2 separate regions of the Mus musculus genome follow, and region 1 is linked to region 2. A link is a contact called in ENCODE Hi-C or POLR2A ChIA-PET data. All regions are on one chromosome and are shown on one strand. Each heading gives the region's core, a stretch centred on a gene start or an enhancer-like site at or near the end of the contact. The rest is flanking DNA. Distances are from core to core; before and after follow the strand shown. Region 1 holds the start of Creb3 (cAMP responsive element binding protein 3). Region 2 holds the start of Vcp (valosin containing protein).

Evidence for each region. Hi-C counts contacts between places; a loop is a spot of excess contacts on that map. ChIA-PET counts read pairs that join two places held with the same protein, here RNA polymerase II (POLR2A).
Region 1: a map of T-helper 17 cell shows a loop between it and region 2 (2.5-fold over the local background). The contact joins the promoter of Creb3 here to the promoter of Vcp in region 2. A Hi-C loop is called at or near these places in 1 of 37 maps with a recorded cell type or tissue (T-helper 17 cell). POLR2A ChIA-PET finds 5 or more read pairs at or near these places in 1 of 5 experiments (embryonic stem cell).

The regions. Positions count from the first base shown.
Region 1 is chr4:43,558,742-43,565,086 of GRCm38, reverse strand. Creb3 (cAMP responsive element binding protein 3) reads right to left here and starts at 2,429. Exons shown (of 9, transcript NM_013497.4): 1 at 2,128-2,429; 2 at 1,881-2,037; 3 at 1,736-1,806; 4 at 1,529-1,618. The coding sequence starts at 2,274. It overlaps Tln1 (talin 1), which reads left to right and starts at 2,504. Exons shown (of 57, transcript NM_011602.5): 1 at 2,504-2,957.
Region 2 is chr4:42,997,677-43,003,488 of GRCm38, reverse strand. Vcp (valosin containing protein) reads left to right here and starts at 2,982. Exons shown (of 17, transcript NM_009503.4): 1 at 2,982-3,327. The coding sequence starts at 3,311. It overlaps Fancg (Fanconi anemia, complementation group G), which reads left to right. Exons shown (of 14, transcript NM_053081.2): 13 at 145-262; 14 at 397-1,152. The coding sequence ends at 505.

The DNA of each region.
Region 1 (6,345 bases), core at 1,180-3,679, 560 kb before region 2:
ATATTCAACACTAGAAAGCCAGACTTTTTATTATTTTTTATGTGTTTGGGTGTTTTGCCTGCATGTCTGTATAACGTATATGTATAATGGGTGTGCCTAGTGCCCACATAGGCTAGAAGAGGGTGTCAGATCTCCTCGGATTGTAAGCTGCCATGTGGGAGCTGGGACTTGAACTCATGCCCCATGGAAAAGCAGAAAGTACTCTAAACCACGGAATCATCTTTCCAGTCTCTAATTAATTTTAAAAATTCCACTTAAGCTAGGTGTGGTTGTACATGCCTGTAGTATCAGCACTTGGGAGGCAGAAGAAGGAAGTCAGGATTTCAAGACCATCCTTGGCTAGGGTAGTTTTTGAGGACAGACTGAGCTACATAAGACCATGTCTCAAAACTAACAACAACAACATCTACCCTTATCCTAAAGCAACATCAATCTTCTTATAATTTCCATTCATTTGATTTTCCTAGAGTCTCTAAAGTGATATAGAATATATCCTTATCTTAAGGTACTTTCAACTTTTTTTCTTTCAGAAACTAAAACTGAATAAAGTTAACTCTTACATTCTCTGATAATGCCTGTCAAACTTGGACACTAGCCAAGAGTGACATCATACACTTGTAATCTAGTCCGAGGGAGTTAGAAGCAGGAGAATCAGGAATTCAAAGGCATTCTTTCCCTACTACATAGTTTGAGGCCAGCCCAGCCTGGGTTTACAAGACCCTGCCTTAACAACAAGGGCCAGAGGGCGTGGCTCAGCAGTGAGCATTGATGAACATTCATGAGGTACTGTACTCCAATCCCAGTGGGTAGGGGAATTATGGCATGCTCTGGCCAGTGTAAAGGAAGACAAGACAGTTACTATCCTAGGGACAGAACCACTATTGATAATTTCCAAGTTCCGTTTCCTTTCCTCCCAATATATTGCTCATTCATCTTGTAATAGTGATAGAGGGATAGGGGATGGTTTCTCACATAGCCCAAGCTTGCCTGAACTCAACATGAAGCTAAGTCTGTCCGTTAATGCTGATCCACCTGCCCCAAATAAGTAAATATCTACATATCAGAAGTAAGACAATATTAAAAAGGCAAATGACATTAAAAAAATTTGCCACAAAAACTAGATGCAGTATTCTTGTAATCCCAGCACGTGGGAAGTGACTTTGAACTTGTGAAGACCTTCCTGCTCCTGCCTCCAGAGTGCTAGGGTTATAGAGGGGTGCACCATCATGTCCAGCTTTGACGATTGTTGATGTTGTTAGACTGAGTCAGCCTCTCAAGCATTTCTACCACTGAGTATGATTCGAGGTCCCAAGATAACAACGGAAGCTATCAAGGCCCTTCACTTTCAAGGCTCTGTACTAAAGTTACATTTAAAACATTATCTTTTGACGTGGGTGTGTGTTTGGAGATGAGAGAACTTGTAGGAGTTGGTTTGTCCTTTTGCAAGTGATTGATATGAAACAAACTGAGCTTGCCTACTTGGGTTACCAACCCCCTCCAGCCTTTGCTCTACCAACAGGAGCCTTACCTTAGTGAGAGGAAGGGTTGAGGGCAGAGTGAGCCCCTCCTTCTCCAAGAGCTTCTTCTCTTCCTCGGTCAGTATCAGCCTAGACATCTCCTAAGGATGGAGGAAATAGTGAAGAGAGCAGAGTTGCATGGAGCTCTCAGAGCAGTATGGGGGATCTTGGCTGCTGCAAAGTGAGGTAATCCTGAAAAAAAAAATCAAGTCCAGCACCTGTTCCGCTGCTCTTTCCTCCCCTGGCAGTGGAGTCACGTGGAACCCCTCCTTTTCGAAGCTCTCAGTATCTGCAAAAGGGAAAGTAGAACCAGCTAGCCCAGTGAGCTCTCTCCTCCCCCACAACTTATCATTTCACACTCACCTAGATCTATGGAGACGTGCTCCTGTGGAAGGGAGTAGTTGTGATCATGGAGAATGGAAGAGCTGGAAGAGCCGAGAACATCCCGCGATACTGAGGGACTGAGCAGAGAGCTCAGTAAATCCTCTACCTCCCAGTCGCTCAGTTCTTGCACGGAGTTCTATCAAATTCAAAGGCCTTGATTTATTTCCGTACCTTGGGTCTCGCGGACATCCCTAGCTTCCCCCACTGGGAACACCCACCCACCCACCTCGGAAGGTGACAGCTCTAAGTCCAGCGGAGCCTTCACGTCCGGCTCAGTCGCAGCCCACAAATCTCCGCTTTCCTCTAGCAGGAAGCCCAGCAGGTCCTGATCACCGGGATCCAAAGCTAGCAGATCCTGACCACCAGGATCCATTTGGGATATCTATGGATAGAAATCCCTCCGCGCAGATCCAACCTCCGAACCTCAGGCACGACCCCTCAGTCTGTCCAGTCGGCTCGACTTAACCTCCGTCACTCCGGGACAAGGGCCTAGCTGTCACTCTAAACCGCACCCGTCTCTCAGCTTCTGTATTCCTCAGCTTCCAACACAACGGAAGTGGTGCACATAGCCCCGTGGAATCCTGGGACTTGGAGTTCTCTCCAACTCGGAAGTGGCTCCTGGGCTGCGCCACGTCCCGGGGGCTATGCAAATTATGGGGACGTCCTTTCAAGCTTCCCACGCCCCAGGGCGGGGATTCTGAGGATCCTTGTCCGCCTTCGCCTCGAGCTATTAAAAAAAAAAACTTAAGCGTTTAAAAGGGAACTCCAGCTTAGTTCGGGCGTTCTCTCCAGAGCTCTGCACGCTCGCTTCCTGCTGGGGAGGGGCGGCCAGGCTTCGCGGGCGCCCGAGCATCGAGAACTACGGCCAGAGCAGCTTCCTGCAGTCTCCGCTACCATAGAGCGCGGGCCCAGGGCGCCGCCGGCGGGTGGGGGACGTTTCCAGGACGGAAGTGGCCGAGAGTGTGTCGAAGGGAGGGCGAGGCCGGAGCCCCAAAAGCGACCGGGAGAAGGAGCGGGTAGCGGGCCCAGGGCGGGGCGCAGAGCCGGGCAGCGCAGGTAGGCCGGACGGGCTGGGCCGAGCTTCTAGGTGGGGCTGCGGGATCGGGCCAGCCCGGGAAGCGGCGGGCGGGGCCCCCAATCCTCCTGCATATCCTGTGTCTGGTTAGGGAGGTCAGGGTCCAGTATGTTTCGGTTTGGATTTGGAATTAAGCTGGCCTTGTTGCGAGAAGCAGGCCCTTTCGCGGGGGTAGACAGTTCTCTGTCTCGGCTAGGTTTGGGGACGGGTAGAAATGGGGTGGCAGTGAGGCACTGGGTGGCAGTGAGGCACTGGGCGGGGATGGGCTTTGGTATTAGCCGATAGTGAGTAAGTGGTTAGGAAAACTTGGGGTGAGTTTGGGTTAGGTGCCGTCGCGTTTAGGAAGCAAGGATCCCTTTAGAAGTTAAGAAGGTGAACTACATTCTAAACATTTGCTGCACGAGTCAAGTCTGTTTCGCATATGTGACATTTAAACTGAGGTCATTATTTTCTGCAATGACCAGCATTAAGTCAGAGTACAGGATCGGGTTAAGGATCAACAGGAATTGGCTTAGATGCCCGTTTTAGGGATTAAAGGCCGGTGTCATGGTCAGTATTAAGAATAAACAGTGAAAAGGTTAATTAAGAACCAAGTTACAAATGAGCTTTAGAACTGCAGGGTGGGGTGGGAGGGAGTATTTAGGGTTAAATTTGGGGGATTTGGGCCTAAAAATAAAAGCCAGATTAGTATGGGTGTCTTCTGGGAAAGGGGTGAATGTCAATGTATAGGGAAATAGGAAATAAAGTCAGCATTAATGTTAGGAATTGGTGATAGCGTTAGGGGTTGAGGCTGCAGCTACAGCTGAGCTGGTAAAATGTAAGAAGTTGGCAGGAAGTAGCTACCTTTGTTTTGTAGTGAGTTCTCTTATTCCTGTGCAGTTACAGAGGCCTCTTTTACCCAAAGAAGTGCTAGAGCTCTGGACCTCAGCTAGAAGTGCCAGGACTCTGCTTTCTCTAGTCTACTGCCTAAGCACAAGGCTTCCAGAGGCCACCACCACTGGGAGACAGGGATTTCTGGGCTGTGATGTTTACGAGGTGGGAGGTGGGAAATGGAAAGAGACCCAGGAGTCAGACAAGGTCCTAAGTGAGGATGGGGAATAGGAAGCCTGTGACTGAGGGGAAGCTGACCAAGGGAACGCTGTCGACTAAATGATGACAGTTTGACTCGAGCCTCCCTCATTCTCCACACACTGCCTTCTCTCTGTCTCTTTGCCCTCCCTGGTCCCACATTGCATACCTTTACAGTTCCTTACAGATACTGTCGTGGTCTTTAGCTCGTCTCCTGCTGTTCATCTGAACCATTTCCCACCCCCACACCCCTGTCTCTGTCTCTTGATCCACACATCCTACTTTACTTCATGTCCCTCAAACCTGAGCTTTCCCAACATCGGAGAGCACTTTCTCATACTTGCATACCACCTGGTCAGCTGCTGAACCCCCCCCCCCCCCGCCACCGGGCTCTTCCCATGTGTACCCCCTGGTTTCTGAGCCTCCTTTTACTTCTAGGTCCAGTTGTGGATCCCCTTCCCCCACTCCCCGACAGAAAAGAGGAAATGATACCCAAAGAGGAAACTTGGTCTTACTGATCCCACGCCCAGCCAGGCCACTGACCACACCCCCATGTCACTCCCAGCTTGACCCTGCCAGTGACCACAACACTGTCCCCTCCCCATGCTGCCTCTCCTTCCAACCCAGGGTTGCCTAGCCGCTGTCAGTGTTCTCTCACTCTCTCCCCACTAGCCCAATTTAGCAGCTTACCACATCCCTAGCTCTTCTGGAGCTCCTGACCCGGCCTCCGGCCTCCCTGTCATCCCCGGTTTAGTCAGCATCCATGGACTCATGCTTTTCCCTCCCCACCTGCTCAGTGGCTCATCATGTGTCTGTTCCCTACCATCACGCTCCTGGTCTCTTTTTCTACACCCTGTGATCCCCAGCCACAGCCTAATACTGTCAGTAACCCCACCTCTGTGCCCCTGCTACAGATACTTCCTATCGCATCATTTACCACCCAGCGTCATTCCCACATCCTGACTTAGTCCCCTCTCCTTCCCTGGTTTATTAAACTGAAGCTGTCTAGTCAGTAAATGGGTACTGGTCATAGGAAGCTGATTTTGGCTTCAGTTTTCTGAGTCCTGTATGTCAGTTCTACTTTTCTTCTGAATGGCAACTTCCTCTCCATACAGCTTTAACTCTGGCTTTATTATCGCTTATACTAATACAGTCTCCTCCTAACTTGGCCCCAGAGTTGCCCGAAAACCCAGTGCTGGGGATGTCCCTGTTTAAAGCTTCCTTGGCCTCCTGTTCCCCTCCAGTCAGTTAGGTTCCTCATACTGCTCTCTCCGCTTTTGCCTTTCCATCTTAACCCTGACGTCCCCACCGCTGCTCCCTTGCAGGTGCCCCGTGCTCCAGCCAGCTTGCCTCCTCACTTTCCTGGGCATTCCTCCGAGATCTCCTGCCTCTCAACCTTTGCTAGTGCTATTCTCTGTGCCTGGGACGATACCTTTGACTCATCTTCGACTGACCTAATGGAGAGAGCTTGGGCTTTGGAGGCAGAGAGACCTGGGTTCGGATTTTGGCTTCACAGCTTATTATTTGGACAAGTCCTTTGGAAAAGTATTTAACATTCTGGAGCCCCAGCTTCCTAACCTGTAAAAATGGAGATGATAACACCTACCTTGCAGGGTTGTTGTAAGGATTAACTGAAATTATATATGTATCTAATGCAATTAACATATAGTCAATAAATGACACGTCGCTGTAACTTCTTATTATCTTCATATTTTTAAAATTCTAACTTCAGATGATAGCTTCCTTGGATCCTTCGCTCCCTTTCCCTAGCCTCCGGGGCTCCCTTTTCTGGGTGAACACGTTTGGCTCCTTCCACAGCCTGCCTCTGTTGTAACTCTGCATTTAGCTTTTCCCCACCCCTGGGAGGCTGGCAGCCTGCGGAAAGCAAGGTCTAGTCTTACTCATCGAGCTTCCTGGCCTTCCCACCATGGGCCTTAGAGAATGCATGGAGGGAAAAGCATACAGTGAAGGAGAGAGGCTGGGAGCCGGCACTGGGGCTGGTGCACTGTGGGGAAGCTGTGTGCACACGTGCTGCCTACAACAGATAGATCCGTATAGCAACAGCACAGGCAGTTTGGCGGGAGGGAGTCCTGTGTGTAAGCTAAGGGGCCTTGGTGAAGAGTGAGAATACATGTATGACTGTGAAGACAGACCTTGTGCTGGAGGAGGTCAGATCCAGCCTCTCAGCTGCCCGGTCCAGCCTGAAAGGAGCTTCCAGCAGCCCAAGGCCGGATATGTCAGTCTCACCCACAAGCCCCTCCCCCTCCCAGCGGTTGAGGACTCAGAGGCCAAATTTGGTAA
Region 2 (5,812 bases), core at 1,733-4,232:
TTGGTTATAAATAATCTAGTTCTGGTTTCATGTGTGTGTGTAGAGAAGATAGTTTCTCTCTCTTAGTCCGGTTTTTTTCTTTTAAAAATGATGCCTCGGGCCCTATCAGGTTCTAAGTCTTTGTACCTTGGGGTGGGGCTCTAGGCAATAGAGATGGCTCCTTTTACCTGCTTCAGACTCTGAAAAGATTGGATCGGAAGAATGAGGCCAGTGCTTTTTGGCGGGAGGCCCACAGCCAGCTGCCACTGGAGGACGCTGCCGGGTGAGCTGAGTGCTAGCTTGGGCTGAGGGGGAGCTGGAGTTCTGTGCTTCTGAGACCTAGCTGAGGAGCAGAGGAAGGAAGGATGCAAACTCTGACGTCTTTCACTCTCAGCCATCGTCGTTCTTGTTTTTCAGGTCTCTTCCACTGTATTTAGAAACCTGTTTGAGCTGGATCCATCCCCCTAACCGCGAAGCCTTCCTTGAGGAGTTTGGGACTTCGGTGTTGGAGTCTTGTGTCCTTTAGCTTCCTTGTTTCCAGGATCTTGAACTTTGGCCTCTGTGGACTCTTTCCTTGGGGAGGGTTTTAGATCTTCTTTTTTTTGTTTTCTTCTGCCTTATCCTCTTTGGAGAGTGGCTGGAACTGATTGTTTCTAAGTAACTCTTTTGCTCCTGAGGCTGGTCCTGTGAACCTTGATCTACTTGCTACCAGTCTAGTTCCAGAGTGGTTCCATGAACAAATCACTGTCTGCTCATGGCACTTTTCTTCCTTCCTTCCTTTCTCTCTTGTGTGTTGAGTAAAATCTTCTATTTATGTCTTATCTGCTTACTACACATAGTTGAATGGGAAGGAAGGCTCATGGCAAGCTAGTTGGGTATTGGCTGTTTAAGATGCTCTATTTCCAACATCCGTCTTCTGTCTGCCTTCCCTGTCTCCCTAACTCCCCCTTCCTTCCCATTGTCTTTTTGGTAGGTTGGATTCTGGGGACTAAACTGCAGTTCCTCATAAAAATCCCCATTCCTACCCTTTTCCCACCCTGCCATCTACCGTAAGAGCTTGAGACACAAGCCTTTCTGAGGGAAAGGCTATGTTAATCCTTCTGGAGGAGCAGTTTTAAGTTACTAATTTATCCTTCTTAAGTTACTATTAAAATTTTGAATTGCTTATTTTAAGTTGTATGTGTGTGTGTGTGCCCTTGGAGGACAGAGGCAGGCTGTTGTGAACCACCTGACATGGCTACTAGGAATCCAGCCTGTGTTCTCTCTAGCTATGTTATCTAAAAGCACAGCCAACAGCCCTAGGAACCTATGCTAGGTGACAGGGAAGAAAGTTAGGTCTGGGGCATGATCTTGACAGGCCTCCTAAGGAAGAGTAGTACTTGATACTTAAGGAGGTGAGGACATGTGGTACCTGGCTTTAATCCCAGCACTTGGAAGGCAGAGGCAGGCTCTACATAGTAAGTTCCAGGACAGCCAGGGTTATGTAGAGAGGCCCTGTCTTTTTTTGTTTGTTTTTCGAGACAGGGTTTCTCTGTGTAGTCCTGGCTGTCCTGGAACTCACTCTGTAGACCAGGCTGGCCTCGAACTCAGAAATCTGCCTGCCTCTGCCTCCTGAGTGCTGGGATTAAAGGCGTGCACCACCACGTCTGGCTGAGAGGCCCTGTCTTAAAAATATTAAAACAAATGGAGTTGGGGTTGGGGAGATGTTTCTCAGAGTAACTCCATCTGTACAAACATCTCTCAGGTCAGTCTGTGTGGGTAGGAGGTGAAGGGTGAATTGAGTCAACCAGAGCCAACCAACCATCTTTTGACTATAATGAAAGTCAATGGATTGTCTTTTGGGACACAAGGACCTTAAGTCACAGCACTTGGTTGATTTTCTTGCTCTTGGGCACGACTGCATTTCTGAGTGTTCTGCAGTTGTCCTTGACTTGCATGAACCTCAGTGCTCTCCCTCCCCAGATAATATTTATACTCTATGGTAAGGAGTGTGTACTCCCAAGGCCTGAGAAACTGCAAAACCTGCATGATTACAAGAGAGTGCAAGGGCAATAGGGTGAAGTAAGAGCTGGGGTGCTGATTCAGAACTGGGGTCCAGAGAAGAAGAGGGGGTGGGGTAGGTGGGGCTAGGTTTTTGTTTTTTGGTTTGTTTGTTTGTTTGTTTGTTTGACTCGAGTTTAGTTATGCAGCATTATCTGGCTTCAAACTTTCAATCTACCTTTAGCCTCTGGAGTACTGGGATCTAGGATGTACACCACCATACCCAGCTAATTTTACCTTTTAAAAAATTTTATCTAATTAGTTTTGAGACGGGGTCTCACTATGTAGCTCTGGCTGGGCTGGCTGGAACTCTTTTTTTTTTTTTTTTTTTTAATAGATCAGGCTGACTCAAAAGTCACAGGTTGCTGCCTGCCTCCGAAGTGCTGACATTAAAAGCATGGACTACCACATTGCTTTTAAAATTTATTGAAATACTGTTTGGGACTAGAATTAAAGATATGGTCTTGTATCCTGGGTTGATCTCCATCTATTAGTCTTCCTGCCTCTCATCTTCCCAACTACTAAAAGTACAGACCTAGTCCATCAACCACGCCCTTGGTTGGAGCCAGTGTTTTAAAGGAGCATGAAGGATTTTAGTATGGTGGAGTAAGAGGATCCCTAGGATTGGCGAGAAATGAACAATGTGGGCTATTATTACAACCCAACTAAACTAATAAGGGTTCAGGCCTTTGTGCGAGGTTCTTCCAGCTGCTTATAAACTAAGGAGCCAATCAATTGAAGCCAAGTAGGAGAGGCCTCCTCCGAGGGATAAAGAGGATATGGCCTATTGCCTTTGTCGATTGGTCAAGACTCCCTATCCGTCGAGGAAGCGTAGTGCTGCGGCCAATTGACGTGGCGTTACTAGGCGTGTTGCAGCCTTGAGGCGGGGCCAGGCCACAAACGAATTTTCTGATTGGTTACGGTCTGCGGGTTGCTGGGGAGAGGCACGGAGAGGCGGGCACGAGTCCCAAGGCCGGCGCTGATTGGTTGGGGTTAGAGCAGCTTTCCTTCCGATGATTCGGCTTTTCTCGGTTCAGTCTCCGTGAAGCGTTTGCAGCCGTCGTTTGATTAGTCGCTGCCCCCCTCGCGGATTAGGAGCTAGCGTCTCCCGCCCGCCCGCCTGCCGCCCCGGTGCCCCTGGGAGGAAGCGAGAGGGAGGCTGCCAGAGGGTTTGTCACTGCTGTTGCTCCTCCGCCTCAGCGAGTCCAGCCCCGGCCTAGTCGGTCGCCTGCCTTTCTCATAGCCGTTACCCTCAGGCCGCCACAGCCGCCGACCGGGAGAGGCGCGCGCCATGGCCTCTGGAGCCGAGTAAGTGTCTGCGCGCGCCCGCCCTCCCGCTGGCTGCGGGGGCGCGCACCGTGGGACCCGCCGTGCTGGCTAGGCCCGGTCGGGCCGCGTCGGAGAGTCTAGGCCGGGAGGGAGAGAGAGGGAAGGAGAGGCCAGGGACGAGGGAGGGCCTCAGGCCGGGCTGTGCACCCGCGCGCCCCCTAGGTCGGGTCCGCGCTGGGCCTGGGTCGGAGCCTGGACAAGATGGTGCTGTGTCATGCAGGCCCCGACCGCCTGAGTAGCTCCCTCGGCGCGGCGGCCCCGGCCTAGTTAGACTTTGGGGTCCACACTCCCTGCGTGGAGACCTTTGGCGCTGGCACGCCGGTCGGCCATGTCGCCGACCACACGCAGAAGACCCTGAGCCTGAGAAGGGAAAACACTGCAAGCCCGAGGCCGCGACTGGGCCCGGTGGGCGTGGACTTGGGGCCACGTGAAGGCCTCAGGAGCCCTGAGACTCTAGGGAAGGCCGGGCCAGGGAGATCTGAGGAATCCAGCCCGGTCTCGGTGGATCTGGGACGGTGTCACTGCGGGAAGTTGGCATCTTCTGAACTACGTGTAGTGAGGGGCTGTTAGGGAGAGGGCAAGTCATGCCCTTCTCAAATGGCAGTTTTTCACTGTGGGAGACCTGTTGTAAACACCCGGAAGTTTTAACTAGGGGCTTTTTTTTTCGTTAGTGTTTTGCTTTGTGTATATATTTTTGTTTTTGCTATGATCGGAGGTGGCTAGAAAGGAGTTGGTTTTCTTTTATTTTTAGGCGCTGAAGTTAGAATCCGAGTTGTTTTTATTCTTTGTATCTTAGCTTTGAGAGCTTGTAGGTTAGAGTTGGCTTAACTCTTCAAAATAAACAGATCTCTATCCCCAAGCATCTATGTTGAGTCTCTGGACTCTTATAGCCCCACCTTCATCTTTCAGAGAGCATAAAATAAAACCTAGCCATCTCAGCCCATTTAGTTAGAAACTAGAGCTTCCCATACAAAAACAAAGCAAACAAAAAACTAGCAAGTGTAGGAAAATATACAAACCCAGAGGTTTTGAGGCCATTAGGTGTTTTGAGTGTTGTAGGTTTCATTTCTTTGGGATGAAGTATTCACTCAGTTGTTTGGCTAAAAGGACTTTTTTTTTTTTTTAAATAGCTAGGCTAGGATGGGTGGTTTTGTGTACATACATAATCCCAGAACCTGAAAGAAAGGCAGAATAGCACATTACTAGGCTATAGGCTAGCTGCACTGGGAGTCTACTTATTGAGCCCTTGTCTCAAAAAAAACAACAAAATACACTTTTAAAATAAATACTCTGTCAGTCTTTCAATTTTTTTTTAAGTTAAAATTCTTTTTTTTTTGAGGCAGAGTTTCTCTGTGTAGCCCTGGCTGTCCTGGAATTCCCTCTGTAGACCAGCCCGGCCTCAAACTCAGAGAGGTCTTTCTGCCTCTGCCTCCCAAGTGTTGGGACTAGTGGTGTGAGCTGCCACTGCCCCATGTTTTGTCCTTTGATATCAGGGACTCAAGTAGACCAAATTGACCTCAAATTCAGCCTTGTAGTCAAGGCTGTGTTTGAACTAGTCTTGCTGCCACCACCTTCCATATAAGGGGGCTACATGAATGTCACAGTATGCCCCACTTATATCTAGATTTTTTTTTTCTTTTTTTAAATTAGAATTCCTTTAATCTGGCATCATAGGCAGTTTCTGCCTTCATTGTGGTGGTTCTTACCTGAATTTCCAGGTTCCTTTTGTGGTCTTTGAGTTCTGGAAAGGACCTGAGTCATGCAGATGACAGGAGATTCCCTAAAGAACATAGAGAGCTGGAGTTTACCCTCTGCTCTTTTGGAGGTACCAGCTCTAATCCCCACGGGTAGCTGGAGAATTTCAGGAGTTTAAGGGCCTGCTACTCAGCCAGGGCTAGGGTCTGGATTGGTAGGTGGATTGGATGGAGGTTGTCCTGAAAAGCCCCTTTGAGAATACAATACAAAGTGATAACTTGAGGCACTCCTGTAAATCAAACAAGATGCACAGCCTCTGGGGGAAGATATTGTCGTAGATGTGGGCCAGTAGAAAATCTGGTGGACTTACACATATTTATTTTTTGAATCAACAAGAGCTAAGGAAACTCCCATTACCCTATAAAGTAATGGTTAGAGATGTAACAACATAGTTGAGTGTTGCATGCCTGTGATTCTAATAAAGACAGGAGGATCACTGCAAGTTCAAGGTCATCTTGGTTTACATAGCCAGGCAGAGCTATATATAGCAGGACCCTTTTTTAAAAACAAAATAAGTGAAGGTAAGCTATTTCCTGTGGCAGTGCTTTTTTGTTTGATTTTGCTGTCTCATCTCTACTCTAGAAGAGTGCTTGGTAGACATGCATAATATGATTACTGCTATCCTTGAAACAGTCTTGGTATGCAGCTCAGGCTGACTTGAAGCCTTTTGCCAGTTTTTGAGATAACAGGCATGGACCACGCTGTGTCT